Linked DNA regions of Mus musculus: region 2 is linked to region 1. Evidence: chromatin loops called from intact Hi-C (ENCODE). Cell type or tissue: left cerebral cortex. All regions are shown on one strand. Each heading gives the region's core, and the rest is flanking DNA. Links, peaks and the distances in the headings are about the cores only. Region 1 holds the start of Abhd12 (abhydrolase domain containing 12). Region 2 overlaps Pygb (brain glycogen phosphorylase).

The links. Peaks named below come from ENCODE experiments on the same cell type or tissue, not always from the same donor. Only the 100,000 strongest peaks of a DNase experiment are listed, where the experiment ranks them.
Region 2: a loop joins it to region 1, with 2.7 times the contacts of the local background. A loop is called at or near these places in 10 of 42 quality-filtered maps.

The regions. Positions count from the first base shown.
Region 1 is chr2:150,897,600-150,912,396 of GRCm38, reverse strand. It overlaps Abhd12 (abhydrolase domain containing 12), which reads left to right and starts at 7,666. Exons shown (of 13, transcript NM_024465.3): 1 at 7,666-8,040. The coding sequence starts at 7,850. Gins1 (GINS complex subunit 1 (Psf1 homolog)) reads right to left here and starts at 2,803. Exons shown (of 7, transcript NM_027014.1): 1 at 2,604-2,803. The coding sequence starts at 2,678. In left cerebral cortex, for the core only: no CTCF peak of the experiment used is centred there; DNase peaks (open chromatin) are centred at 7,626 and 8,627; H3K4me3 peaks cover 3,433 bases; H3K27ac peaks cover 1,707 bases.
Region 2 is chr2:150,825,290-150,840,086 of GRCm38, reverse strand. Pygb (brain glycogen phosphorylase) reads right to left here. Exons shown (of 20, transcript NM_153781.1): 16 at 13,617-13,758; 17 at 12,775-12,982; 18 at 11,509-11,643; 19 at 10,393-10,459; 20 at 8,339-9,725. The coding sequence ends at 9,573. It overlaps Abhd12 (abhydrolase domain containing 12), which reads left to right. Exons shown (of 13, transcript NM_024465.3): 7 at 238-367; 8 at 1,309-1,346; 9 at 1,693-1,772; 10 at 2,653-2,735; 11 at 4,736-4,814; 12 at 5,681-5,808; 13 at 6,947-7,572. The coding sequence ends at 6,986. Among named protein-coding and RNA genes, the nearest start is that of Pygb, 46 kb to the right of the region's middle. In left cerebral cortex, for the core only: a CTCF peak has its summit at 11,216 (motif pointing left); DNase peaks (open chromatin) are centred at 8,884 and 9,523; H3K27ac peaks cover 1,518 bases.

The sequences.
Region 1 (14,797 bases), core at 6,034-11,033:
CACTCCTAGGTTATTATACACAAGCCCGGGTTTTCTTTCTTTTTGCTTTGTTATTCCCACCACTAGTGCTGAGCTAAATCGCCAACTCACACAAAAACTTACAAACAATTGTGTTGTGTTTGAATTTTTTTTATCTTTAGGGTTTCATAATTTGTTTTCTTTTTTTAAGATTTATTTATTATTATATCTAAGCACACTGTAGCTGTCTTCAGATGCACCAGAAGAGGGCGTCAGATCTCATTACGGATGGTTGTGAGCCACCATGTGGTTGCTGGGATTTGAACTCAGGACCTTAGGAAAAGCAGTCGGTGCTCTTAACCACTGAGCCATCTCTCCAGCCCTGTTATTTGTTTTCTTGAGACAGGGTCTTACTAGTACTATGTGACCCAGGCTGACCTAAAACTCACATTACATTTCCTGCCTCAGCACCCCAAATCCTGGAATTATAGGCATACGCTGACTGGGCAGAATTATTCAAAATAGTCAAAAAGCAAAAATAATTCAAAGGACCAACAACAGATGGAGAGATAAGCCAAATGTGGTATATCACCCAATGGAATGTAATTCAGCTATGAGAAGGAATGAGTACTGACACATGATAAACATAGATAGATCCTGAAAACTCCACATTAAACCAGAGGCACCAGACACAAAAGGACTATAGTTTGAGTCTCCTTACTTGAAATACCAGGCAAGGCAAATTCATACATAGAAAAGCAATGTAGCCAGACACAGCAGCACAGGCCTAGAATCAATGCCAGCAAATGGAAGGAATATCTCAGGTTGAGGCCAGCTTTGACAACTTAATGAAAACTGTCGTTTAAAAAATAAGAGCAGGTGAGATGGCTCGCCATGTAAGGGCACTTACTTCCTAGAGTGCTGACCTCCTGTAACTCACACAGTAGAAGGACAACTCTCTTGTCCCCTAACCTCTACACCTGTGCTATGGTATGTCACAACCCACATAAGTAAATAAATATAACAGAAAAGTGATGATCAGGACCTGTGAGAAAAGGGGGACTGGGCAGTGCTACTCAACAGTGACAAAGTTTCTGCTGGAGTAATGAAATGGGTTTGGAAAGAGTGAGGAAGGTTTGAAAACAATGTGGATGTAATTAGTACTGCACATACACTAAGTTAAAACGGTCAAGTTTATATTTGTATGTGTATTTTTAAAAGATAAAACAAATAGCCATTGGAAAAGTGCAATAGGGGCTGGAGGGATTGGCTCAGAGATTAAGAGCACTGTCTGCTCTTCTAGAGGTCCTGAGCTCAATTCCCAGGAACCACATGGTGGCTCACAACCATCTGTAATGGAATCTGATGCCTTCTTCTGTATGTCTGAAGACAGCATCAGTGTAGTCACATATGTAAAATAAATAAATAAGTCTAGAAAGAAAGAAAGAAAGAAAGAAAGAAAGAAAGAAAGGAAGGAAGGAAGGAAGGAAGGAAGAAAGAAAGAAAGAAAGAAAGAAAGAAAGAAAGAAAGAAAAGTGCAATAGGGGCTGGAGAGATGGCTCAGTGATTAAGAAAGAAAGAAAGAAAGAAAGAAAGAAAGAAAGAAAGAAAAGTGCAATAGGGGCTGGAGAGATGGCTCAGTGATTAAGGGCACTGGTTGCTCCTTTAACCGGACCCAGGTTCGACACATCTAGCACCCATATGGTGATTCATAACTGTCTATAACCGTCAGTTCCAGGAGAATTCACTGATCTCTTCTGACCTCTGTGGACACCAGGCATGCACGCTGCCACATATATACATGCACGCAGAACATTCATACACACAAAATTTAAAAATAAATCCTTAAAAAACAAGCATTATAAAACTACTGAACTACTGAATATTAGAATAGTCTCAAATACATTATACTGAGCAAAAGAGGCCAGAAATAAAGACTGCATTCTACATGATTCCACATGGCCCTGTTCCATGACGTGTCAGCTCCTAGCCAGCCGAATGAACCCAGATACATGGGGCGCGGGGGGGGGGGGGGGGGGGGCGATGGGGGGGAGAGGCAAAATCTACAAACAAGAAAAGCAAATCTATGGTTTACAAAGGCTGAAGCTGGGACACAGCTTCATAGCAATCCCCAGAACTACTGGGGTTATATTAAGATGCTACTGGCTCATCAAGAAGCTGGCTATAAAAATGCATGTGGATCTGGAGGGATGGCTCTGGCACCCACAACCCACCTATAACCCACACCCTCTTCTGGCTTCCATGAAGCACCTTCATGCAAGTGAGACACATACTCATAATTTCTTTTGTTTTGTTTTGTTTTTTAAATAGAGTTCCAGGCCAGCTTGGACTACATGAGGACTTATCTCAAAAAACGAAAACAAGAAACGCTCAGATGGGGCAAGTCACCAAATCAACAGGTAACCTAAGTATGAGTCTTTTTCTTCCTACGATTTGGCCCCGTTTCAAACTTGTTTCCGATCTCGGAATCTAGCAAAGAGATAAAGTTAGCCCAGCAACCAACAAAAAAAAAAAAACCTCCAGCAAGCAACAGCAGGCATAGGCTCCGCCCCAAGGCATGAGGCCCCGCCCTAGGCCCCCAGGCCTGGCCCTCGACACGCCCCTTCCCGGCCGCCGCTCCTCACATTAAAGGCCGGCAGCTGCCCTTCCGGCGCGCGGTGTAACTCGCGGACAAGCTCCATAGCTTTTTCGCAGAACATGACGGACGCGCCCGGGTCCCGTGGTCCCGTCAACTGCCAAGTCACCCCAAACGGTCGCTAGTTCCCAGGCCGCGGCACTTCTATTGTTCAGAGTCGCACAACACCAGCAACCAGCTCCTCGCTTTGGCGCCAAATAGGCTCAACCAATAGAAGTGCACTGGTGCGGGGTGGGGATGGTGGGTGGGAGAGAACTGAGCTACGGTGGCCGAGAAGGGACATTTAATTTTATTGAGCAACCTCACTGAGCTTCAGGAAAATTGGGGTTAAAGAGAATGGTTTCCTCCCTGGCAAAGCCAGAAAGTAAATTGCGTCTAAGATTGTGGGCTGAAACAAAGGGCTGTTTTCGATTGTCCAGCAAAGTAAAGTGCACATTCTTCTCCTCCTTTTTATTTTTTCCATTTGAATTTATTATCTTTAGATTGCAAGAGGCACCTTTAGGTTGAAGAAAAGTCGAGAAAGTACTGGTTATGATGCAGTGTTTGAGTTTTGCAGTGCCGGTTGTTTAACATTAAAGAGAAACCTTTTTTTTTTTTTTTAAACAGGGACTTGGGGATTGGAGGGGTGTCTTTTTTTTGTAATTTATTTATTATTATATGTAAGTATACTGTAGCTGACTTCAGACACACCAGAAGAGGGCGTCCGATCTCATTACAGATGGTTGTGAGCCACCATGTGGTTGCTGGGATTTGAACTCAGGACCTTTGAAAGAGCAGTCAGTGCTCTTACCGGCTGAGCCATCTCCCCAGCCTGAGAAACCGTCTTTTATTGGGTACTTTTAGTATGGTAGGAACTATGACATATATTTCAGTTAATTCTCACAACTTTCCTTAAGAGATTACTAGTATGCAGAACTGGTAAACGAAAACAGTTAACTCTCTGCAGGTCACATGGCTCATAAACTGACTAGAATGGGATCTCTATGCTTCGCACTTTCTGCTCTGGCACTTTTTGATTTTAAAACAGTTAAAAATATTCACAAACTGGAAAATGTCGCAGATAACAGCAGTTTTAAAATTGGTTCTGAACTGATGGTGGAATGCCTGCAATCCCAGAACTTTTGTGACAGAGAAAGATTACTTCAATTCAGTTCAGGAGTTCTAAAGGAGCCCATCTTAAAAACAAACAAACAAAAAACAGTAAAAATACTCTTGATTTGCCTTCTGTTTCTGTGATAAGACACCATGACCAAAGATAAACTAAAAAGGAAAGGGCTAATTTCAGCTTGCAGTTGTAGTTCCATGCCATAAAGGGTATTCAGGGCAGGAACTCAGAGATCCTGGAAGAAGGCTGCTTACTGGCTTCCCATGGCTTCCCAGGCCTTGGGGTGACACTCCCCTTAGTGGTCTGGGCTGTCCCAAGTCAATTATTAATTAAGAATACTCCTACAGAGTGGCCAAGCGATTCTGATGAAGGCAGTTCCTCAAGATTCCCTCTTCCCAGATATAATTACGTTTGTGTCAAGTAGACAAAAATTCTCTAACCTTCACAACCCAAGATAAAACCATACCATAAAACCTACTTGTTTCATTCACACCCACACCCACCCCCTTTGAAATTGGGTCTTACTGTGTTGACCAGGCTGACCTCAGAGTCATAGAAATCCACCTGCCTCTGTCTCCTGGGTGCTGGAATGAAAGGTGTGTGCCACATTGCCTTACTATTTAGCTGATTTTTGAAAAAAGTGTTAACGTCTATAAAACAATAATAGATTTTTGTCTTGTTCTTTTGCAAATGTAGCTAACAAGACTGTTAGAGTAACTGGACAATGTTGAGAGAGGTGTTTCAGAGAGAGGTCCTGAGACAAACTGTTCTTCAAGTGAGAGCTTTGCTACTTATCAATTCACATACAGTATGGTAGGGCTCTGAAGAGGGGTACTTCGGTTCCACCAAACTAAGCAGAGATCCTAGAAAAAAAGTTGCAGAGGGAGGAGGTGGTCCAAAGCCACAAGGTAGTAGGCATGGAAAGTACCTCATGCTACATGCTAGCTGCTTAAAGTCAGTTTGCCTCTATTTCTGGGTCAGCTGGGGAAGGCAAGATTTTGTGACTTCAGAGTCAAAGCACTGGTCTGTCATATTCCTGTAGCTGTTCCTGGAGGAAGGGAGGCTGCTTGGAGTGTGGCGTGATCTGTTAAGGCTGCAAACAGGACAATGCCCCCACTTTAAAAAGAAACCACTTGTTGAGGTGTTTGTTGTGCCTCATGTCTGTAATGCTATCACTCCAGGTGCTGAAGCAAGAGTATTCCAGAGAGTTCCAGGCCAACCTGGGCTAGAGTATGAGACCCTGTCTCAGAAAGCAACAGATAGGTAAGTAGGTAGATAGCTAAATAAATAGGGATTTTCTTTTTATGTCAATTAGGGATACTTAGGTACTATAGTGTCTATTAAACTCTCAAAATACTGCTATAGGATTATGATTCACAAACCAGTAGTTTCATCCATGTCTAGTTTCAATTTCAGCTAGGAGGTGAGTCTTTTATTGACCTTTAGACTTCTTTACTTTTAAAATGGGAACAGTAGAATACCCATGCGCAGCCTTGATGATTCTATCTTTCCTTCAGCAAATATTTATGAAGTGTGTACTATGAGCCAAGCATTGGTCCGGATACTGAAGATAATGCAGTAAACAAGGTCCTTTCTTGGAGTCTATCTTGCAGTGTGGAAAACATCAATACAGATAAAGATGTATCAATGTCAAGTATTTTGGTGCTACGCACTAGCCAGGATAAACCCAGAAAGGTGAACGCAGCAAAAATGAGAAGGTCTGAGAGTTCTGAGTAAGTGTTCGGCAAACATAACTCTCATAGGGCAGGGGTGTAACTCTGTAGATAGTAGGCTTTAGGAAGGCAGGGTTTTTCAACAAGAATCAAAGTGTAAAGGTCTTGGGGAGGGGCTGTGTAGCTTTGTGAAGGACCATGAGAGAGGCAGTGATCCTGGGAGAAGTTTGATCCTGAGAAGTGGGGCTGGAGCTCTGTCAGGTAGGCTATTGTAGAGCCTTTTGGATACAAGCTTCCAGTTTTGAGAGAGGTGGGAACCAACCAAAGGGTTTTTAGTGACAGATTCAGTTCTGTGGCAGATGTTAGACAGAAGGAAGCAAAACAAAAGTGAAGGCAAGAGGCCTCTTAGACCTTTAAGGAAATCCAAGTGAGGAATGATGGCTGTTTGTTTGGTCCAAGGTGGGGATTGGTGGAGGAGATAGGAACTGGTTAGAGGCTGGATTTTTGATACAGGGCTGATGTAAAACTTGATGACGGGTGTGGTGTCATAAAAAAAGAAAAAAAAAAGGAAAAATCAAGGATGAAACCAGAGTCTTGACTCCAAGAAAGCCAAGGATGGAGTTCCCATTCATTTCTTGGGAGGGAAAGGGGATGAGCTAGGAGGGTTGAGTGCCTATTAGACGTCAACAAGAAGTAGAACATTTGATAAAGAGCCTTAGATCTAGAAAGGGTATGACCCAGAGATACAATGGGAGCGTACCCAGTGTGGAAGCATATTTAAACATTAGGAGACCAAGAGATAAGGATCATATTGACAAAATCTAGCTCTACACCCTCTCTGTCTCCTCCCTCCAGTTCTTCCCCTCCTCCTCTTCTTCCTCCTCCCCCCCCCCTCCTCTGTATAATGGAACCCCAATCCTCAGGTATACTGAGGAAATGCTATCACTGAGCTATATTCAGCTCTTTTTATTTGTGTTATTTTGAGACAGAAGCCGCTAAATTGCCTGGGTTGGCCTCCAATCTGCAACCCTCCTGATGTCAGCTTCTGTAATAACTTCAGGCATGTCCTACCAGGGCTATTTGTTCTTTTGTTTTTCTATAAAGATTTTATGACTGATAGGTCAAAACTATCTTTAAGCATTTAATTTCCTTTTTGAATATTCAAATCTATAGTACTATTTTGTTGATGTTTTAAAGACTGTAGATATTCATACAGTATGAACATAGGTTATAATATAGCAAAAATGGTAAAGAAATTCTTGAATTGCAAGTTGTAACTATCATTACAAAGGCAACAACATAATCCATTACATTTCTAAGTTCCTATTAAATCTTTATCAGTTGCCAATATTTTTCAAACTGATTACATGCATGTTGAAATTACAAAAGTAACTCATTAGTAAAATGCATGCTATATCAAACAAAACAAAAACTATTAAAAGCTACAACGTGTCCTTTCATTTTTTTTCAGGTGGATTGAATTATTAAATTTGGATGTCAGAGTGCAAATTCCTCTTTGAAACGGATTTCCTTGCCTTCTTACCAGTCCTAATCGTTCTTATGAAGATCCAAACTTTAATAGAAGACTTCAAAGCATACGCAGGCAGTTCATTTTCTTACATTCAGCGAAAGAAAAAGTGAATATATGGGAGGCAGAGGCAGGCGGATTTCTCAGTTCGAGGCCAGCCTGGTCTACAAAGTAAGTTCCAGGACAGCCAGGGCTACACAGAGAAACCCTGACTCGAAAAGACAAAAAAAAAAAAAAAAAAGTAAATATAAACTTGTTTAAACAATACATTAGCTACTGGAGTCTCTCTCTCTCTGTAAAGCTTTTTTGTTGAGTATATCAAATCTAGAGAACATCTGGGGCTCTAGCTTTTTAGGGGCGCCAAATGCCCTAAAGAGGGAGTAGAGAGAGCCTATTTTGCCCAGCAAACGGAGCTAGTGCCCTCAAGGACTCCCTAGCACCCTCCCCATTCGGACCACTTAGATCTTAGATAGGGCCTGCCTCAGTTCGTAGGCAGAGGGCACCTGAGTTGCACCTAAAGCAACCCAGCAGGAGAATCCAAACTGGCCCTAATCCGTTTCGTAAACGCACTAAGACCCTTCAGACTAGCCCTGCCCTGAAAATGACCCGCAGTTTCAGCTTATTCCGCCCTTCTCCAAGATGGCTGTGGCTGGCGCTGGGGATGCTGGGCGCGCTGCTTGTGAAGCGGAGCTGCCGGGGGCGTGTCTGGGGCGGGGCTTCCTGGACTCGTGCGCTGATTGGCCGCGGTGGCCGACCGGCCTCCGGCGCTGGTCCATAGCGGGCGCCGCGGCCTGGGGCTGGGATGTGACCCGCAGTGGGCTCCCGGCTCCGGGTGGTGACGGCTGTGAGCGGCGGCGACTGCAGCGAGGTCGGCGCAGGCGGGCGGGCGAAACCAGGGCGCCGAGAGCTGCTGCCGACAGGGCCGCGGGATGAGGAAGCGGACCGAGCCCGTCACCTTGGAGCATGAGCGCTGCGCCGCCTCAGGCTCGTCCTCCTCCGGCTCGGCCGCCGCGGCGCTGGACGCCGACTGCAGCTTGAAGCAGAACCTGCGTCTGGCGGGCAAGGGGACGGCAGAGCCGCACAGCGCATCCGACGCGGGCATGAAGCGGGCGCTGGGCAGGTGAGATGCGGTGCAGACACGCGCGGGCCCCTCACCTGGAGGGCAGGTAGTCCCAGGCTCCCACCTTCAGAGATCTGCTGCGGGAGCATCACACGGTTCCATCCTCCCGGCGTCCTCTTCGACCCTTCTAAAGACTACCTCCCCTCGTCTGGCCCGCAGGGACCGTCCAACCCCATTCTTTCCTCCAAACATCTGCCTCTGGAGCTCTCCTTCAACCCCCATCTCACCCTCCCACCCCCTCCACGAGCTGCTCACTAACCCACCCAGCACCCTGGCTGGCATCCTTATCAGGTTAGCCTGCAGAGATACTTAGTGGTTGAGTCCATAGTAATCAGGGGCCCAGTATTCCTGACTGGCTCTGGAAAGAGTCTCCCGAGGAGTTTGAAAGGCTGCCCTTAAGAAGAGGACCACGCAGGGTGAACGGCAAGACCAAAGACCCTGCAAGTGCTCTTAGCCAGTTCACCTGCTTTGCCTTGACCGTATATGGAGCTCAGTAGCAACTCTCCTGTCTGGTCCTTCCCTTCGCTAGCTAATCGCAGGTCAGAGCTGCATTCACCGACCCCCTTTCAAGGGTTAAGCCGTTTTCAGAATCCAAAGGAAAGGATGGATGGATGCATCCATTCTCAGCTGTTGGAGAGAACTGGTGGTTGTCTATGCAGGTAGTTAGTTACAAAGCACTTGAAATCTGCACAGGAATTGGTCATTGAAAATTACTCTGTAAGGTCCTGGAATCTTCTGGGATTGGTCGGTGAGTTAGACTTGCATCCTTCTTTTAGGATGGAGAAGAGGCAGTTATGTAAAGCTGATCTCAAAATTGAGTAGCCTGTTTTATATAGGAATAGGTTTCTTTCCCTCTATCTGGTTTCTTAATTTGATAGTTTGTAGACTATTATCTCTGTTGGCAGTTTTGAAGCCTTGATAGTGTATGACCAGAAATATTAGTTTGCAATGTTCCTAAGTCAGGAGTTGTAGCAGTCATTTCTTTTTGCATCAATTGATCGTTTGTTGTATATGTTAAACATTTACCCAAGAAAGAAAATCAGAGCTTGAAGCTCTGTGCTTAAAAGATCATGAACTTCAACTACCGAGATCTTTAAGTCAGTGATTCTCCATCTTGCAGAAAGACCAGAACTGGCTGTTTGTAGGTAAAATTTACTACCAGAGCGTGGGTGAGATTGCTGATCTGGGGAAGGCTCCTGCCATCAGGCCTAATGACCTGAGATCTATCCTTCTTGTGACTTAATGGTGAAAGGAGAGAACTGTCTCCCATAAGTTGGCTTTTGACCTCCATGCAGACCACCTCACATACATGCACACAAAATAAATGGATAGCATGTAATTAAAAATGAACTAGCAGGTGATCAATCTTTTGAAAGACTTATGTACTCTTTACTTTGTCTTAAGAAAAGTTTACCTTCTTTAAAATCCCTTGATAATTCGATTGCACTTTTATTCATATGCTTTGCATATAGCTTAGATAACTTAGAAATTCTTTCGTTGAAAAAAAATCAAATTGCTATGTACAGCCATGTTTGGGAGGCCAGCAGGAATACTGCTCTGACACCTTCCTTGCATTAAAAGGACCTGATTGATATTGTAGTACAAAGAGAATCATTCAGATGGTGCCCACATCCTCTGAATGAACAGAGGCTTTGGGGGAATAAAGCATAATGAAGGAAGGCCAGATCGGACCGGACCATTACTCCATAGTTGTTTTCCCCTGTTGCCTTGGCCAGGCTTTCTGGCGCTTCACTCAGGCCAGCCCAGCGCAGCCCTGTTTACCGTCTTACTTACCTGACTTTGTAACGCATGAATACTTGTTGAGTTGTTTTACCTGTCTCCTCCCCAACAAGAATGGAAATGCAATGAGAGTAGGTTGCTCTCTCCACCTCTGCATTCCCAGGGCATGCCAAGAGATAGCAAACAAACAAACAAGCAAACAAATAAAATTTAAAAAGCCCGTTGAGTAAGTGAGTATCTACGGAATAAATTCCTAGAAGTGGAGTTGCTGGCCGGAGGGTGTGTTGATAACTAGCAGGTAAAGCCAAAGTCCGCACTGAAGAATTAGTACTGATCGTGACCTCTGTCAGTGTAGGTTGCCTGCTCCTAAGACATTTGGACCTTGCTTATTTCTTTTAACTCTTCTTTTTGGATACTTGTAGCGACATGCAAGTGGATAAAATCTTCTGATGGCCCTCTATCTGTCACACACTTTTAAGCTGTCACTGTTTAGCATCTAGAATCATTCCTCTTCTCGCCATTTTTTCCCCTCAGGGTGGGAACTAGACTATTTTTGAGCAGATTTTATTTATAAGTACTTTAGAATTACTTGAATGAAAAGAAGTGATTTGAAACAATGTAATAGTGGGGTATCATATATCAGCTATGTATAACATCCAGTCTGCACAGCCATTTCCTAAAATCTCAGAAATGCCTTACTGATTACTTTATCTTAAAATTCTGTTTTTCTTTTTCTTTGTTCCCTATGTACTTCCTTTAGAAAAATTCTATACACTCTTTTTATTTATTTATGATTTTGTGTATGTATGATTTGTGTGTGGAATTACTTGTGTAATGTAAAGGTCAGAGGACAATTTCAGGAAATTTGTTTTCCCTTCTACTTTTATGTAGGTTCTGCTGTTGAACTCAGTTCTCCAACACCCCTTTACTGGATAAGTCATCTTGCTGGCCTCTCTCCTATGCATTTTTATCCTAATTATTTCTTTTGTTGTTGTTGTTGAAAATAGGATTCTTTATCATAGCATGTATTCTTATTGTTTTAGCTCATAACTAGTAACATTATTTCTCATGGTTTTTACAGTCCATTCTCTTTGGTCTTCTAAGTCTTCTGTGATGACAACTGTAAGTAATAAGAATTTTGTCCCTTGTCTTCAAATTTTTATGTCACTTGTTTCCGTCTCTTTCCTGATGCATGGTATATCCTGACAGAAAGCCAAGTACTATCCATGATTCTGGACATCTTTGACTAGTCCATGACTTTACTGACAGCCAAGAACTGTGGGTGATACCGGGTACCTTGACTAGTTCATGACTTTATTACAGTTAAGTGCTATGTCTGATACTGGGCACTTTCATGCTTTTACTGATAGTGTTTTTGATGGTTTGTTTGTTTGTTTGTTTTTGGTTTTTGCCATTAAATGTAATGCTAGTTCTTTTGCTAAGGAGTTTGTTGCTGGTGTTTTTTTTTTTTTTGTTGTTTTGTTTTTTTTTTTTAATGGTAGCTGGATTTTTAAGTGCCATTTGTGTGGGGTGGTTTTTTTTTTGTTTTGTTTTGTTTTTTTTAAATATGGTCTAATCAACTTAAAAACAAAACCAAAAAATCCCACTGTAGCTAATTCAGATGGAAAAAAATTTGAGACCAAAAGCCCCCATTTTGTTTGTTTTAAGTTCTGGGTGGGCCAAAGGGTGATTTTTTTTTGAAGGTAAATATTTGATATAATTAATATAGGAACCCTATGCCCTGGGAAGAGGAATGATAATAATTTGCTTTGTCTGATGAGCAGAGATGGGCAGATGAAGGATTTTGTAGGAGTTTCTTTTTCTTCTTGTAACCTTGGAATTCTTGACAGTGCATAGAAGGTACACATGTTCTAACTTGGACCCTGAGAAGACACGTATTCAACCTACAGGGATGGCCTTTCTTCTCCCAGACTTTCGACCAAATCTAGGGATGGACAGATACAATGAGCTGCATGGGAGGTTTCGTAGTCTTATGACTCTTCATGTAAATACCAAGGAACACAGTCAGCACCTCCCATTTTTCCTTGATCCAGAGAAGGGCAACCATCCAAGATGCTGCTGACTTTATCAGAAAGACAGGAGGCTGAGGTCAGGGTCCATGCCCTTCGACTTTAGCCTTTCCAAGGTATCGCCTGCAGCTTACATGCCATGCATCCCTGCGTGTGTGTCTCATCATCATCCTTAACCTACAGATTAAAATGAGAGGAAGTTCACAGCTGGCCTCTCTTTATCTCCTTTTTACTACCACACCTGAAATAACAGACTTGGAGCCAGCGATTACATTGCAGCAGGTTGGCTGTTGTACTTCATCTGGGCTCCCGCTGGGTCAGCCTTTTCCCATTGTTCCTTACCTTGTCATGTTGCTCTATAGCCTGACTCCAGATTTTATTAGGGCTGTATTTTCTATATTTCTGTTGACAAAGTTCCTTTTAGCCCACAATCACTATTCCTTCCCAAGTCAGCTTTCTGTGGTGACTCTGGCAGACAGGTCTACACTGTGGGAGACGCTTTCTGTGGTGACTCTGGCAGACAGGTCTACACTGTGGGAGACGCTTTCTGTGGTGACTCTGGCAGACAGGTCTACACTGTGGGAGACGCTTTCTGTGGTGACTCTGGCAGACAGGTCTACACTGTGGGAGACGCTTTCTGTGGTGACTCTGGCAGACAGGTCTACACTGTGGGAGACGCTTTCTGTGGTGACTCGGGCAGACAGGTCTACACTGTGGGAGACGCTTTCTGTGGTGACTCTGGCAGACAGGTCTACACTGTGGGAGACGCTTTCTGTGGTGACTCGGGCAGACAGGTCTACACTGTGGGAGACGCTTTCTGTGGTGACTCTGGCAGACAGGTCTACACTGTGGGAGACGCTTTCTGTGGTGACTCGGGCAGACAGGTCTACACTGTGGGAGGCGCCTTGGGGGACTGAGACAGACTTCTTGACCTGTTCAGGAAGGCCGCCTTAAAGAAAGAATCATGGACTTTTCAATACTTTAAAATGCCTGGATATAGACAGAATCTCTTGTGTACTGTGTGGAAGCGTCACCTGTCAATAAAAAGCTGATGACCTATTAGCTGATACAGTAAACAGTAGGTGGGACGTCTGGCAGAGAGAGAGAGAAAGAGAGAGAGAGAGAGAGAGAGAGAGCGAGCTAGGATTCTGGAAAGGGTCAAGAGCAGGGAGATTTGCCCCAAACTCTGAGGAGACAGATGCATGAAACTGTCATAAGGAGAGGTAACCAGTCATGTAGCACACAGAGAATAGAATAAACAGGTTATATAAAGTATGGCCTAGTCAGGGAGTGATTCAAAGCTTATGGCCTAAGGATTTATTCATAATTAAGTCTCAGAGTTGTTATTTATGGGAACAAAGAGGTTGGATGGAAAAGCTGTGGCTACAACGGGGTAGGATAGCAGCAAGTGGGTCAATGGGGAAAGATGCTTGTTGCACAAGTCTGGCGACCTGAGTTTGATTCCTGAAACCCATATATAGGCAGAAGGTGAGAAAGCTACAAAGCACACGCAAACAAAGTAATATTTTTAATATTAAAAAAAGTCATGGAAGATAGTTAGTTTATCAGGTCTGTGCTAATAAAGGTGGAATCCTGTTCGAGATTCCTGCTCTCAAGAGAATACTTGTATTTCAAATAAAAGATGCAGGAAGACTGTTTAATGACACAACTATGACAAGCTTCAGGTCGGTGCTGTTTGTCCACAGTTGGTACCATGAAACTTAAGGGTTCAGTGGCTTTGTGCTTTGCCAGGGGATCTGTCAGCACAGCAAATCACTTGTCCTGTTCTATCTTGTGGACAGAGGGACCAGCCAACATAGGGAAGATAATAGCCAGAGTGCTAGACTAAAATGGCCTTTATCTAGATGACCTGCCCTTTGGGTCTAGTTTCCCTTGTACTAAATTCCATATTTTATGGGATGCTGCGTAGTGATCTGAGTCTCTAGTGAGCCTTTTCAGAATCTGTGGCTTGGCATGAACTGCTTAACCTCTGAGTCTGCTTTTCATCTGTAATGTGCGGATAAGAATGCCTCCCAGTTGGATTGTCGTGAGGCCCAGGTGTGTGGAAAATTCCTGGCACTTGGTGAGCATCTTCTGGTACAACCATCCCTGTTGTTATTACTAATGTCATAAGCTAAAGGAACTGAGAAAGCTGTTAGCTTGTGTCATGAATATATTACTCCTCCCACTGCTGCCCCCAGATTACAATGCAGCACTTCATACTTGTGCTTCTAGTATATCCTGCTTGGTGAGCGTATATTTTTTTTTATTACATATATTTATTTGTGGTTTTTATTTTGGGTGGTGGGAGCAGCACTCACATATGATGTGGACGTCAAAAAATAGCTTGTCAGAATCAGTTCTCTTCTTTCACTATATGGGTCCCAGAGGTCAAACTCGGGTCCTCAAGCTTTGCCAGCATCTTTACCTGTGAGCCATCTGGTCAGCCCTGTATATGTTGACATTCGAGCATTTCTAACTATACTGGTGGGTCATCCAACACTTTTCTAAGCCATTTTTACCTTGCTCCTTTCCCGCAGCGTGCTCTCTCGCTCTCTCTCTCTCTCTCTCTCTCTCTCTCTCTGTGTGTGTGTGTGTGTGTGTGTGTGTGTGTGTGTGATACACATAAGGTCAGAGGGCAGTTTTTTAGGTGTCAGCTTTCTCCTACCATATGGGATTGAGCTCAGGTTGCAAAGCTTGGGCAGTGCCCTTACCCTGTGAGCCATCCTAACAGGCCTGAGCCATTCTTTTAACAGTTTGAATAGCTGTTAGGTGTGATAACACTTTAAGGCTGCAGTTTACCTGCACGAACTGTACCTTCCTATGGAGAGACACGAGACAAAGGGAGAGAAATAATGTTGGGTGCTCTGCTTACTCAGGAGAGCCATAGAGCCAGTAAGAGACCAGTTTTGGCTGGGTGGTGGTAACAAACACCTTTAAACCCTGCTCTTGGGAGGCAGAGGCAGAGGCAGGCAGATCTCCATGAG
Region 2 (14,797 bases), core at 6,628-11,627, 73 kb after region 1:
CCTTATTAGCTCTGTTGTTAGTTCCCAATCTGATATGCATGTGGAATGACAGGGCCGTCTGGTTTGTCAGCCAGCAAAAGTAAGGAAAGTTCACTTCTGTGTCCTCCTGCCTGTCTCCCTACCACCAGAGTGGAGTGGAATTGAGGACACACAGATAGGGCTGCTGTTGCTCATGGGGCAGCTTTCACTGGAGCTGCTGTAAGTTCACCAGCTGCCTTTGACATTCCTCTCTCTCAGGTTGGGGTGACTCAGTAGGAACACCATCGGAGCGAGGCATGACGTATGACGCACTCCATGTTTTTGACTGGATCAAAGCAAGAAGTGGTGATAATCCTGTGTATATTTGGGGCCATTCACTGGGCACCGGGTAAGAGCTCTCAAAGCAGAAGGGTAATGTAGTGAAGGCAGGCCTCATTGTGTGACCTCTGAAGCAGCCCAGTGTCTCTGAGCCTGTAGCATCTTCCAGTCCTCAGTCCTGGTTCCTGCCCCTGTGTAGGGTAAGGGAGTGAAGCACATGAGAGACTAAGGAGAGACTGAAGTTCAGAAGTGCCTTAGAACCAATATGGGCATGGAGATGGCAGCCAGGGTTCCAGGGAGCTCTGCTCTCAAAGCATTTTCAGAGTGCAGACAGAGTACCTAGACAGTGTCAGCTGTGACTTAGGTGTGTTTACCAACCACTGAGTCCAGGAGCACCAGGGAGAGATGTTTGGAACCAGCTTTGTCACTTTGGCATGTTCAGCTTAGCAGGGAAGACCAAGAAAAAAGATGTACCTGGATTCTGCAGAGTGAAGTCCTAAAAAGAGCCTTGGTCCTTGTCTTCTGATACCTTCCTCTGCGAGCATACTGGCTCAGCCCTTACTTAGCCCCTTTCCTCATGTGGCTATCATCCTGCAGCCCTGCTGGGAGGAGGGAGGGTACCCCAGTGGAAGGATGCTAGCTTTCTCTTTGGTTGTCTGCACAGCATCTGCCAGGTGTTATTCTAAGACAGCAGGAGGTCCCTGACCCTGGTAGATGACAAGTGCTACTGTCCTCCTGTCTCTCAGCAGTAACTGTACCAACCAGCCAGTGTACCAGGTGAAAGGAGGGAACAGGGCAACCTGTGGGAGAGATCACATGTCTGAGGACAGGAGGGTGGCTGCTGTCACCTTTTAAGAAAGGTCAACTTATGGTTCACCTTGTTCCTCCCGCTCACCCTGAAGCTCTCAGTTAGCTTCTCGGGTCAGAGTCTCTGAGCATTTTCCAGGATCCGCACAGCTTCACTTAAAAGGATTTTCTTCAGAATTCAGCTGAACTGTTTTTTCTTTCCAGAGTGGCAACAAATCTGGTACGGCGCCTCTGTGAGCGAGGTGAGAGAGCCAGGCACCGTGTGGCTGGGGACCATGTTGTTAGTGATCCGATCCCTGCTATGCATTCTTGCTTGGCAAGCAAGGTCTAACTGACAAGCTGCACAGTGATAGCATGAGCTGACCGTCAAGGGTGGGGCCCCAGGTGTTCTCAGAGTTTGCCCCGACCTGCCCTCCCAGTAGGATCCTTTAAAGTCATCTGGAGCCCCTTGGGGGCTGGGGCTGATAGTGGTGGGAAGCTCCTGCAAAAGTGGGTACCTGGTCTCTCTGTCCTGTCTCCACACCCCAGCCCCTAGCTTCACTGGCTCTGTCACTTCTTACCCACTGTCTATTCTCTTTGTCTATCTAGAGACGCCACCAGATGCCCTTATATTGGAGTCTCCATTCACAAATATTCGTGAAGAAGCAAAGAGTCATCCATTTTCAGTGGCAAGTATATGAAAATAAAATGTATTTTCATTATTAAAATGATAATTATGAAAATAAGAGCAAGTAGATAATGAAACTAGTCATCATAAAAGGAATGACTTAACATTTACTAAAGACTCATAGTTCTCGGCACTGGCCTGCCCATAGAGCTGCCAAAGAAGGGGGAAGTAGCTTTCAGCCCAGGGCACTGGCATTGTAGGAGGCTTTGCCCCTGTGGCCACATTGCATACCCAGTCCTATTTGGCTTCACTGCACACCTGATCTCACAGCATCTCTGCCCACTTGGTGCTGTGGAAGGCTACAGACTAGCTCCCTCCTTGGGGTGGAGCCTACACTATGGGTACTAGAGGATTATTAGAACCCAGGCTCAGTGCACTGGACATCCCAGGATTGTCTCAGAGTAAAATCCAGGTAACCTTGCTCTAGGGCCGGTCCGTCCCCACCTCTCCCTCATGGGGTGGAATCCATCCTTTTCCCCACCCCGCCCTGCTACTTCCCACTTCAGCTCCTGACCAGTGTGTGACCTGGAGTAGGTTTCATGCTCCCCCCATGCCAGAACACCCCTTTATTTTCTCATGTCACTGGTGCTGCCTCTCCCCGACAGTTTGTGAGGAAACAGCCTTTGAGTCCCATTTCCTTGGTGGGCATCTGTCTTTCTGTCTGTGGAGAGTCTGGTTTGTGGTTGCACGTGAGCTGTGGAAGCCCCATCTGATCTACGGGGCCGGATGAGTCTTCTCTTCCCAGTCGCAAAGCCAGGACAAAGCTGGAAATGGAAACTGCACGTCTCCTAATTCCTTGAACCTAAACTGCCATAACTCTCAGCCTTTTCCTTCTGCACAGCTATCTTAGCCCTTCTGAAAACGCTTTCTGTCTTGTTCAGATATACCGATACTTCCCTGGCTTTGACTGGTTCTTCCTCGACCCCATTACAAGCAGTGGAATTAAATTTGCAAATGACGAAAAGTGAGTATTGTGGTGGAGTGAATAGAAAGACACAGGGCCCCACCCCATGACTCAGCGCGGTATTAGCCCGACAGAGTGGGCTTCAGAAGACCCACGGCTGGTCCCCCGTGTCTTTTGAAAGGGAAAGTCAAGTTGAGCTTAGTATTAGAAAAAAGAAAGAGCATTTAGATGGCAGGGCAGGTCTGTCTCTGCCACTGTGTGCAACCCGGGAGTCAGCATCCCAGCATCCCGGGTTTCTCCTCCCACCTCGTCAGGCAGGCTCTCGCGCTCTCTCTCGCTGTTTCTGCCGTGCTGCATATTTATTCTAGGCATGCTGACCCACAGCTTCTGGGCCATCCTCCTGCCTCTGTTTCCTGTCTTAACCGCAGGGGTGCTGGGATTACAGATGCCTGCTACATAGGCTCCAGAAGTCACATTATATTGTCAGGATTGTGCAGCGAGCGCTGTATCTACTGAACAAGTAGATAATGAAAACAGTCATTAAAAGGGAACACTTTTCTTTTGGTATAGAAGTAAAGAATTGTAAAAAATTAATAACATATTTTCGTCCATATATTTTTCCAGTCTAGAACCCAGGGCTTCTAAATAGACATTAAAGCAGTATTTAAATTTAATAGTGACCACATTGAAATAGATGTGAAAACATAAGCAGTTTTCCTTCAGGTATGTATTTTTGCTTCTAAAAATAAAAATGTACCATATTAAAATTTAAGTAACCATTACAAACAAAACCCCTTGCTTAAGTATTACCATTGTAGATCTTACAAGACAGTTATCTGAGTAAAGCAAATTTGCTTTTAAAAAAAGTGAGTATTGGCCCCAGGAAGCCTTTGGCTCCAGCTCTCCCACAGAGATAGGTGGATATGAGTAGCTGCGGACCGAGCACCAGTGGAACCTGCTTGAGCCTGCATAACAGCTTCGTGGGTAAATGGGACCCTCCTGCGCTCACGTGGACAGTTTCTGTACCAAGGATTTGCCGCTTTCTCCAAGAGGCTTAGGTTAAAGGAAACAGCTTATCAGATGCCTCACCACTGGGTGCTTTTCTTGTGAGCATGAAGACCTGAGTTTTAGCTCCAGAACTCATGTAAAGAAAAAGCCAGGCATGAAGATAATGCTTGTAATTCAAGTGCTAAGAAGGCAGAAACAGGTTTCTGATTGCCTGAGGTCAGTAAGAGATCCAGTTTCAAAACAAAAGGTAGGCAGGCACCTGGAGATAATGTCTGAGATCATCCTCTGGCCTTTACCTACATGTACATGTGTGTGGGTATATACACAAGAAATGCACCAACATGAGTCCTATGTGTGCTGGGTGCCAGCTAGTAGGACATTATGTTTGGGGTCGCACGCTCTCTCTGTCGGGATGGCACTGTGCTAACTTCAGGGAAGTGCACAGCTCTATTAGAGGTCAAGATTGAAACAGCTCAAGTGGCTACCCCAGTCGCCCTGTCCAGTCCTGGTAGCTGCTCTACAGGACGCTGTGGCTTGCTGAAGAACTCTGGCTCTGTTGGACCTATTGTGACATTTGCCATTAAGGACTCAAAGCTAGAATGACTTAAATGACAATTACACAAGATTAAGTGGAGCACGGATTCTTTTAACCAACAGGTTCTTAGTAATACCCATTTGCAGTAAGATTCTTAGAGCATTTAAATACCCTTATTTGTAAAGATTGTGTGTTGTTGTTGTTGTTACTATTAATGTAGCTACTGGCAAAGTTAATGGTTTTCCATTTTCATAAAATACGCAGGGATCAGATGTTGGGGAGTGAAATGACCTCTAGATTGACATCTTAACACTTAGCTGAAATACATAATTATTTCAAACAAAACAGAACAAAACCTAAGAAGTTATTTCTTAGTTCTATAGTAAAAAGAAACGTAGCTACATTCAGGCTATTAAGCACCAAGGAAGAACACACCATAAACCCAAATCTCTGCCCAGGGTGATGGGTACAGGCAACCCCTCTTTGGTCTCCACCTAACAGCCCCTTTCTCCTGCAGTATGAAGCACATCTCCTGTCCTCTGCTCATCTTGCATGCCGAGGATGATCCAGTTGTGCCCTTTCATCTCGGTAGAAAGGTGGGTGTTGTGTGATGCTGCCCCTGGTACAGTAGTTGCCATTCGCCCTCAGTGTAGATCAGGTTGGGCACGCAAGGTAGGGAAGCAGGCTCTGCCCGCTGTGTTGTGAAGTGGGCTCCCATCACAATAGTCTGCATCTTTTCCAGGTGCTTGACGACCTATGAGGTCTACTGTCAGGGTCAAGAGCAGACTGCTGTTCTATCCACCAGAAACTATGACAAACAAGCATTAGAACCCAGGCTGACATGGGAGGATTGAGGGGACCACTTGTGGCTCAGTTGGCAGAACTCATGTAAAGACATCTAGGCTATATTCTTGCCTTCGTGGATAAACTGCAGGGAGGGACCTAGCACTTGCTGCTACTAAATCTGCATTGACTTTGCTGCTGGAAAGCTGGCTTAGATGGGGGGTGAGGGGGCGTGGCGTGTAAAGAATACCATACTGGGCACAGGAGTGCCTAGAGAAGTGCTTGGCATGCCTCATCAACAGACTTGGCACACGACTCGCTTTGGGCAGGCTTTATACGTTACACAAAGATGAAGCCATCCAAGAGAGTGTGAACTGCCCAGCAGCGCACCCCTGGTGCATGGAACTGAGCTACCCCTTAGCTGTTTTCAGAGGAAGGGCACTGTGGAAGTAGAAGAGCAGAAAAGGGGTCATAAATGGTGGACTTTATGGACGTGGCAATGCCTAGCATTCCCAGACTCTGGCTTCTTGGACCTGGCTGTGTAGGCTGTAATGACAGAAGCAGTGTCTATGGGCACTTGGGCTGTTCTCTGGAGGAAGCACCAGTCTTTATTGAAGGGGAGAGGTCATAGGCGGTTCTCCGTTGGGCTCTAGGCTGATTCCTCTCTCCCTCTCACCAGCTATACAACATTGCTGCACCATCTCGGAGTTTCCGAGACTTCAAAGTCCAGTTTATCCCCTTTCACTCAGACCTTGGCTACAGACATAAATACATCTACAAGAGCCCAGAGCTTCCAAGGATACTGAGGTGAGACATTCTCTTCTAACCCTTGAGCCTCTCTGGACAGCTAGCCTCACACCTAGCTGTGCAGCAAGTGACAGTCACTGAAGCCATTTGAGCCGCTCAGAAGTGTGCTGCAGGGTCAGTGATTCAAGGGCCTTCCACCAACACCATGTAGACGTTACAACGTTTGTTCTCCTTTCTTCTGGATAATATGATCAGATGGGGCATATGGTCTTCCGGTACACATCGCACAAACGCACATGAGCACACGAATAGGGGAGTACCTAACAGTGTGCACATGTACCATCCTTACTCAGGCTGCCATGTGTGTGCAGAGTGTGCAAGCATCCTGGGGGCCTTTGAGTGCACATGCACCACTCCCAGTACATGGAAGGCTTCATATGTACAGGAGTACAGGATACAGCTTCCTAAAGGGAGGCCCTGTTTCTGGCTACTACACACTAGTCACTCTTGGACAAGATGTAGGCTGCAGCCCAGAACCAAAGTATGAGTGTGGAGTAGCAAGGATCAGTTTCTGACTGGCCTCCCATGTGGCCATCCTCCATGCTCCTACATAGATTTCCCCATAGCATCACCTAGCTCCTTGTCAGATGACCCAGGCTCCACTCGCCACCACTCAGCAGTCCAACCCTCCCTGCCCACCATACTGGGGCTGCTGTGCAGCACATGAACCCAGAGCACTGGGCTACTTGTTGAGCACTGTTGCTGCTGAAAGGAGTCCGCTGTTCATGCTGGTAGGCTTGAGAAGTGGGCTAAGGGCCAGTTATTCCCAACCTGTGACTAAAACTGGTTGCTTAAATTATCTCCCAAAGAGCAATATCCTGTGTAGTCCAGACCCTAGATCCTTAGAAATTCCAGAAGCAAAGCTACATTACAGTAAAGGCTGCTATTTGGGGCAGGGAGCTGAATAAGTTCTGTTTAGAATTGACATCTTTCCCCTCCCCATTCCCAGCCTTGCCTGGGATTTGACCTGGGAGCTGCAGTGTTCTTCCTGCCTCACTCCGAGGGCCTTCTTGTCAGGTGGCCCGGAGCCCTAGATTCTTTGCTGCCTCTACCACCTAAGGCAGCCACTTGAGGACTGTGGGAGTGTGCTCTTAGGTCCAAACACAGTTTCACTTAGGCTTACCCTTCTCTGGTCTAGGGAATTCCTAGGGAAGTCGGAACCGGAACGCCAGCACTGAGACTGGCCCATGAAGGAGCATGAAGACCCACCTTCCTTCCTTCTCCCCTGGACAGCAGCCTGGCACCCCGAAGCCCAGAGTGCCACCACCTGTGGTGCTCAGGAGCCCAGTGCACACCTAGAAAGAGGACTCAGACACAGCGGGCAGAGGCTCCTGATGGACCTGTGAGGAAAGCCCGGTGGCAGGCAGGTGGCCCCCCCAGCCCTCTGGTGACCACTGTATCTGAGCTCTTTTTGGGAAGGCTTATAGACAGCAGGTGGACCCCATATGCTGGGCATAGGGAGCCTGGGAAGGGCTCAGGAGCTCAGGACCACTCCAGGCTCTCTGGCACCATTGCTTAAGATTCAGGAAAATGGTTCTTTCTGCCCTTCCTAGCGTTTACAGAACAGACTCCAAGTGGTTCAGTTTGTCTCCTACAGCTCATTTACCTGCTTGCCTTCCTCAGCTGTCCCTGCCTCTCCTGGCATCTGATTACCCACAGTAAGGGGCACCTGGATCTGCACTTCTTCCATTCTGCCCACCTGTCTGTCACCTAACCTGGCCGTAGACTGAGCATTTATTTAAGAATAAAATCTCGGTGGTGGTCTATTTATTGTTTTCTCTACAAAGCAGGAATCAGAGTTTCTTCCTTTGCTACCCCTCACAGCTCTGTTCCTGACCCCTGCCCCAGACACAATCCCCACAGAAGTCAAAGATCTGCCCCCAACTCTTCAGGCACTGGGTTCTGCTCTGAACGGAGGCACCTACTCCTAAAAGGCAGGCCTAGACAAAGAGCCCACATGACCACGCTACGCAGGAACATTGGCATGGCCAACACAGAAGCACTGATCTTCCAGAGGATATGAGCCGTATAACCAGGACCTGGGAACCGGCCAGACTCATTTCACCAGTGTCTTGGTCCAAGTGTGTTTGGCCTTTTGTCAAAGCAGCCTGACCTAAAGCTGTCCACCTGCAGACTAAGCAGGGCTGAGAAGTTAGAGCACAAGGCGTAGCAAGACCTGACATGAGGAGCAGCCGTGGGCTAGTTAAAGGACCCATGTCTGGAACTCATGCTCACCCACAGCAAAGTATCATAGCGCCGGCTCCCTAAGTGATCCTCACGACACGGGAAACAGGCCTTCCCTGCCTCACTCTAGGCCAGGGATTTAGCTTTACTGAACCCAGCCCGTGGTACCCACCATCAGGGTCCTTGTATAAACTGGTCTGTGCCAGCAACTTGCGCCTGGCTACAAAGGGACAACTGCAGCCTATTCCACAGGGTGACTATCCAGGCTTATATCCTCTAGCCTCTCGAGGGAGTTACCTGAAACTGTATGTCATGGTGGAAATGCAGATACCACAGTGACCAACCATAGGCATAGAAGTTTAATCCATTTCTCATACAAGGAGGTAATAGCAAGTAGTAGAAGGGTGGTCATGTATTGCGGCTTCAGGGGACCTCATGCACAGGGCAGCAGATGACCAGCCCTAGAACCTGCCCACCCACCCCCACAAGCTACCACAGTGGCTCCGGTGATTTAAGTCCTGAAAAGACACTTCCCAGCAAATGCTCCCATGGTGGGGAAAGCGAGGGGTTCTCCTGCCCACCCCCAACCAGATAGAGCAGTGCAAGGTGGTGAAGCCTCTGGAAGGATAGTTTTATGTGGTTTCTATGACAACGCACTCTCCTTTGGGCGGCACTTAATGTAGATTCTGCCCTCTGAGGAGCACAGCTCCTGTGGTGGGTCCTCACCATGCTGCTGTAGCAGAGTGGAGTGTACACTGGACCCTCTGCAGGGCCAGCAGCTTAGTCGTCAGCCTAGCAGAAATATCCACACTGACCAAGTTCAAGGTTTACTTGCTAAAAAGGAAGGCTTAGCTAGTTTCAGTTCCTCCTGAAGTGTTATTTCCTGTTGAAAAAGCAAAGAACTAAACCAACCCTCTATAAAATTGCCAGTCCTCAACCAAGGTCTCAGTTACGGGATAAAGGTCTCTCTCTCTTCAGTGCTCCTCTCCAGGGGTTCTGGGTTCTACTTGACACCCACAGGGTTCCACAGATGGCTAGAGGCATGGCCTATATGGGTCAACCACCCACATACTCAGTACAGTCAAGGGCAAAGGACAGGAAGCTGTGAGCATGAAGCCTGAAGCAAAGGTTCTACCCAGCAGGCCAACAAGACCACACACTGGGGCTGGCTGTACCCTATGGCTGGTGACCCAGGTACTAGCAGAACATAGGAACACTGGCTACCACAGATCCCTATTCACACCCCAAACTAAAGGCTTAAGCTCACTCAGCTACGTGCAGGATTTCAGGGGCTCAGCTCCACTCCCTCCCTGCTCGGCCTCTGGGGATGATGATGGGCTGAAGCTGTGGGGACCATCTCTGCCCATCTGTGCTGTGAACTCTGCAACAGTTCTTCTGTAAGAAGCCAGGAGGATGCCACGCCTTCTTCCTCATCCAGGTCCTCAAAACCATTCCCATGGTCCTTCCTGGAAGCATGGCACTTCGGATAGCAGGGACCAGCGGCTGCTTGCAGTGCCTGAAGACTGGCGTGGGCACAGTCAGCTAAGCAAGCCACTGCTCTCACTGTGTGGGATAATTAATTAGTCCTTGGGGAGGTTGGGGGGTGGGATCTGCAGGTCAGAGGGCTCCACACCCCAGATCTCCCGGGCGTATTCAGTGATGGTCCGGTCACTGGAGAACTTGCCAGAGCAGGCTATATTCCTGATCACCTTTTTAGTCCACTCCTTGGAATTCTGTGAAGGGAAAAACAGACTGATTAGCATTTGGCAGAGCTAAGGGATCCTAGGAGCCCAAGCCTTCAGAGCATGATGACATTAACAGATAAACTCTGAGCCTTGGGGCAGCCTGTGGTAGAAGAGACTGCAGCCATGTGCTCACAGAAAAGCCCTCACTTGGCCAGAAGAGACACACTGGATTAAGGGACCGGTTGCTTAAGACAGGATTACTGTTTTGTCTTCTAGAGGCTCCTAAGGCATGGCTCGCAACATTAAGCCAAGAGCACAAACTGGTGAGCAACTGCCACAGGCAGACCCAGTGTCCAAAAATGACTAAGCACTCCCTTGTAAGACTTCAGCTTCATTACAGCTTGCTCTAGAACTTCAAAACTGTCCCCGGACTGGAGGCTCCAGACGTCAATGGAAGGAGCCTTCTAGGAAGATCTTGATTCTCGTGGGCCAGACCCGTGGGTGATATTTTCAGGTTCCTTATTCTAGTTTTGACTATCAGAAAAGGTTTTCCTCATGACACCTAATGCCCGGAGAGCTGACCTAGAAACAGGCTGGACAGACTGATATCAGAGCAGCCCACCCCTCTGGTCTCAACCATGGGTTGAGAAGTGGTCTAACCCCCAAACAGATCCACACAGACCTAGCCAAACACATCTAGGCCCACAAGCCTTACCCGGTATAGACGGTCCACCTGGGCCTGGCATTGGATGTAGGCTTCATAGTCTGCAAATACCTTGAATCTGAAACAGGAGTAGGAGGCTGGGTCAGGGCAGGATGTGCAGTGGGTAAGGAGCCCAGCCTAGAATGCCTGTCCTCTGGTATTTCCCAGAGGACAATTTCCCAGCCAGTTGATTGGCCCAAACTAATGCCGTTCATATCCTCCCAGCTCTGTTGGGGGCCAAAGTGGAGACTATTCTGCCTGTGGGTACCAGGCTGTACTAAGTCCACAGGCTTCTCTGAGAGTCCTTAGGTTCTGGAGGTGCTTTTTAGAAAGTCTGGTTTCACCAATTTCTTTTAAGGAAATTGTCATTTCCAAAATAGGTGTTAGAAGTGCACAACCCAAACGGCAAGCCCACGGTGCATTTTATTTTATTATCTAGGCAGAGGCATGACTCACTATTTAAAAGTCCCTCATCGTAGCCTCCAACAGGGTCCCACTCTGTGCTGTGCATCTAGTCTGAAGCCAGTGGGCAGCACTGGCTTTAAAGAACCTTAAAGACAGGTTCACCAGAGCAATCCAAAGTGGAGAGGTTAACACCAGATTCAACTTTTACCAGCAGGGTAAACACTACCCCGAGGCACCAGTGTCTTTGTAGACCTGCCATCTAACTAGGTTGGGTATAACCATGCCATGTTTAACGATATACCTCAAACACTGACTACATTGTAAGTTTGCAATGAGACAAACTGACTCCATTTTTACCAGGGAATGTCCCTGAGACTAACACTTATCATAGATAACCTCCCTGCCATCACATAGAGGGTGCACTCCTGAGCACCCTCTGCTGGTCTGCAACAGCCCAGGGGACAGAGCTCCGCCTTGTTCACACCTATGAGGACTGGGGGCTGGGTGGTCCAAGGTCCCCGAGGTATCACTAGAAGCCACTGCAGATGTGGCTGTGAGTCTGGCTGTGGTAAGGTCTCCTGGACTGAGGCGGAGAGAAGATTATAAAACCAGATCTGACCCTCATAACATGGAGTTTTCAGCCCACCAGGAGAGTTCAGCTGTCTCAGTAGTGGGGACTAGTGGCCAACTTGGAAAGCCAAAGTAATAGAGGTTGTCTCCTACCTGTCGTGGTACATCAGCATGTTAACCACGTCCTTGAAGCAGTCTGGATCTTTGGGAGAAAAGAAGCCACTGCTGATCTGATCCACAGCCTGCCTCAGCTCAGGCAGGCGCTCATAGAATTCTCTGGCATTGTACCTAGGAGAGATGAGGTCACTTAGCACAGGAAACCCCAGACAAGCAGCCTCAAAGACAGGCTGTGGGAACAGGTTATGCTTGAATAGAGGTTATGCCTCTATTCTGTGGCAACTCCTCCTGGTGGCCAAGGGTATCAGCTACTGATCCATGTGGCTTCTAGGCCCTTGAGATGTAGCTGCTTAGATAAAAGTCAATCCCTGCTTCCTTTACTATTCAGAGAAAGGTTATCACCGTATCTGTATTACACAAAAGGCTCCCTTCATCTTTCTGCTAGAGAATTCAAAGTCCACCACCATAAAATCCTGGCCAGAGCTCTGAAAAACAAAAAAACCAAAGGAGTACACTCTGAGAGACATGATGCCTGAGAGGGTCCTAGTGGGACCCTAGAATGAAGGACTAAAGCCAGACAGGTTGGCATAAAGCTAGCTGTGACTTACCAAGAAATCTGAGAGGAATGAGGGACATTCAGGCCCCAGGACACAAAGCTGAGAGAGAAACTGAGACACCCTACACAAATACATGAGCTCTTGGGGTGACAAGGACAGTTTGATCTCACTGCTACCTAAGGTCTCACTGAACAAACACATTCACACCTCCAGGAGTTCTGGAAAGCAATTAAAATTGCACTGTCTTTAAATTCACAGGCTAGGTTCCCTCATCAGTGTCAGGGTCAGGAAAAGCAGCTGCTTTCAGATCAGAAATGGGGATGCACAACGACCTCGGCCACCAAAGGCAGGAAAGGGCAATACAGCATGGACTTTAACAACAGTGTGTCACTGGGAGACTGTATACCCGCAGTAAGATGTAAACAGTGGGAAGCTGGACGAGTGGGAGACAGAAGCTCTCTGTACTGTTTGAGATTTTCTGCATTCTATTTCAAAATGGCGAGGTCTATGGACTGTGTCTTGTCTGGCCCTGAGTTACGGTAAAGTCCCTGTAGGAAGAGGCTGGTAACCAGGGCCTCAGTTGACGGGAGGAGTGCTTGTCTCGGTCGGGGACATGCAGGAGCAGCCAGACTCCTTGGGAACCTCATGTTTTGTACTTATGAATGGACTCAATGAGTACTGAGTCCCTGACCCATGTCACCTTTTACAGCCCCCTCCCCAAAGCTGTCACATATCCAACACATACCCTTTCTGGTCCAGGGCCTCGACATCTTCCACCCGCATACCAAAGATGAAGAGGTTCTCCTCCCCGGCCTCCTCGGCCATCTCCACGTTGGCACCATCCATGGTGCCGATGGTGAGCGCTCCATTGAGCATGAACTTCATGTTGCCTGTGCCCGAGGCTTCAGTGCCCGCAGTGGAGATCTGCTGGGACAGGTCAGCCGCTGGGATCACTGCCGGGAGGTAGGGACAGAGAAACACAGGATGGCAGCTCAGCCTAAGGCCTGCTTCACCCACCCATTCCACATTCCCTTTCCCCCTTGAGATAGCCTGTCTCCAAGGAGGATGATCTTAGGATAGGAAGCCAGTGAGCTCACTGCCAAATAAGCAAGGAGACTGACCACAAAGGAGCCACCTGAATTTTCAAGACTCCTCTGGACCAGCTTAGCTAAGGCTTTGAGGTCCCCAGAAAAGGATGACAGCAGTGCTGGCACAAGCAGCACACCTCGAAGGAAGAGGGAGAGAGGGGGCAGGAGGGAGGGAAGAGAGACAGGGTGAGGACAAGGTTCAAGGAAGGTTCAGGGACATCAGGGGAGTCACACTATGCTGTAGTGAGAGCCCCAAGGGCAGCAGGCAGAGCTGAGGGTAGGAGGAGCGACAGTGAAATCCAGGCAGGCACAAGGAGGTCCAGATGCCAAGAATGACGCTGGCTCTGCCTATCATGTGCAAAGGCTCTTGGACATACTCATGACACACAGTGTTCCCCTGGCTGGTGACTTAAGTGGAGAACAGGCAGGCCTGATCAGCACTGCCAACCCTGTCTGTTCCCAGCCCCAAGCAGAACCCAGTCAGGGAGTCTAGGGTTACCTTTCTCAGCTAAAGACACACGGTAGTTCTCCAGGAAGATCACTCTGAGCCTGTCGCCCACAACTGGATCATGATTGACAACATCTCCAATGGATGTGACCAGCTTGATGATCATCTTAGCCATGTGGTAACCAGGAGCTGCCTAGAAAGAGGAAAGTGAGAGTTAGGGGAACTTAACATCAACACCAAGTTCAGGTTCCAAAAAGGGTCCAGGGAGCACTCAGTGACACTTCTGCCTCCTAGGCATGTGAGACAGGGACCTGTGAGCCATGGAGACGTGTGCCAGGCTGGCCAGTAGACTGCAGACCATGGAGGTCACACCGGCAGTGTCCCTGTTAGTGTTGGGGAAATAGAAGGACCTAGCTTTGTCTGTCTTAACTTCTACTGACTCCAAATGTCACCTCACTTGTGCGACTTACTAGCCTTGAATTTGATTTTTTTTTTTTATTCTAGTCAGTGTTTTAGAAACTACAAGATGTAGTGGTGCGCACCTTTAACCTCAGCACTCAGAAGGCAAAGGCAGGTAGGTCTCTGTGAGTTTGAAGCCAGCTTGGTTTACATAGTGAGTTCCATCCAGGACAGCAAGGGTTACATAGTGAGACCGTGTCTTAAAAAAACAAAAACAAAAACAAAAGAAAAGAAAAAAAGAAACTACAAGATAAAAGAAATGAAGACTTCTGGAACTACTAACTTACAGAAACTACAGAAAATGAAGAGATATACTAAAATGTACCGGAGGGATACTGTAGTGGTTTGAACATGCTTGGCCCGGGGAGTGGCGCTATCAGGTGTGGTAGCCTTGTTTGAGGAAGTGTGTCACTGTGGATGTGGGCTTTAAGAACCTCCTCCTAGCTGCCAGAGGCTGTTCCTTGGTTTCCTTTGGATGAAGATGGAAAACTCTCAGCCTTGCCTGCACTATGCCTACCTGGACACTGCCATGCTCCCCTCACCTGGATGATAACGGACTGACCCTCCGAACCTGTGAGCCAGCCCCAATTAAATGTTGTTTGTTATAAGAGTTGGCTAGGTCATGGTGTCTGTTCACAGCAGTAAAACCCTAAGACAGGTATGTTCAGAAAAGGCTAGCCTCAAGAAAAAGCCAACTTCTTTAACAAATATACTGAAAATTAAAGAAGACATAAGGAAAACTCACAGGTTTAAGAAAAACTAAGACATCAATC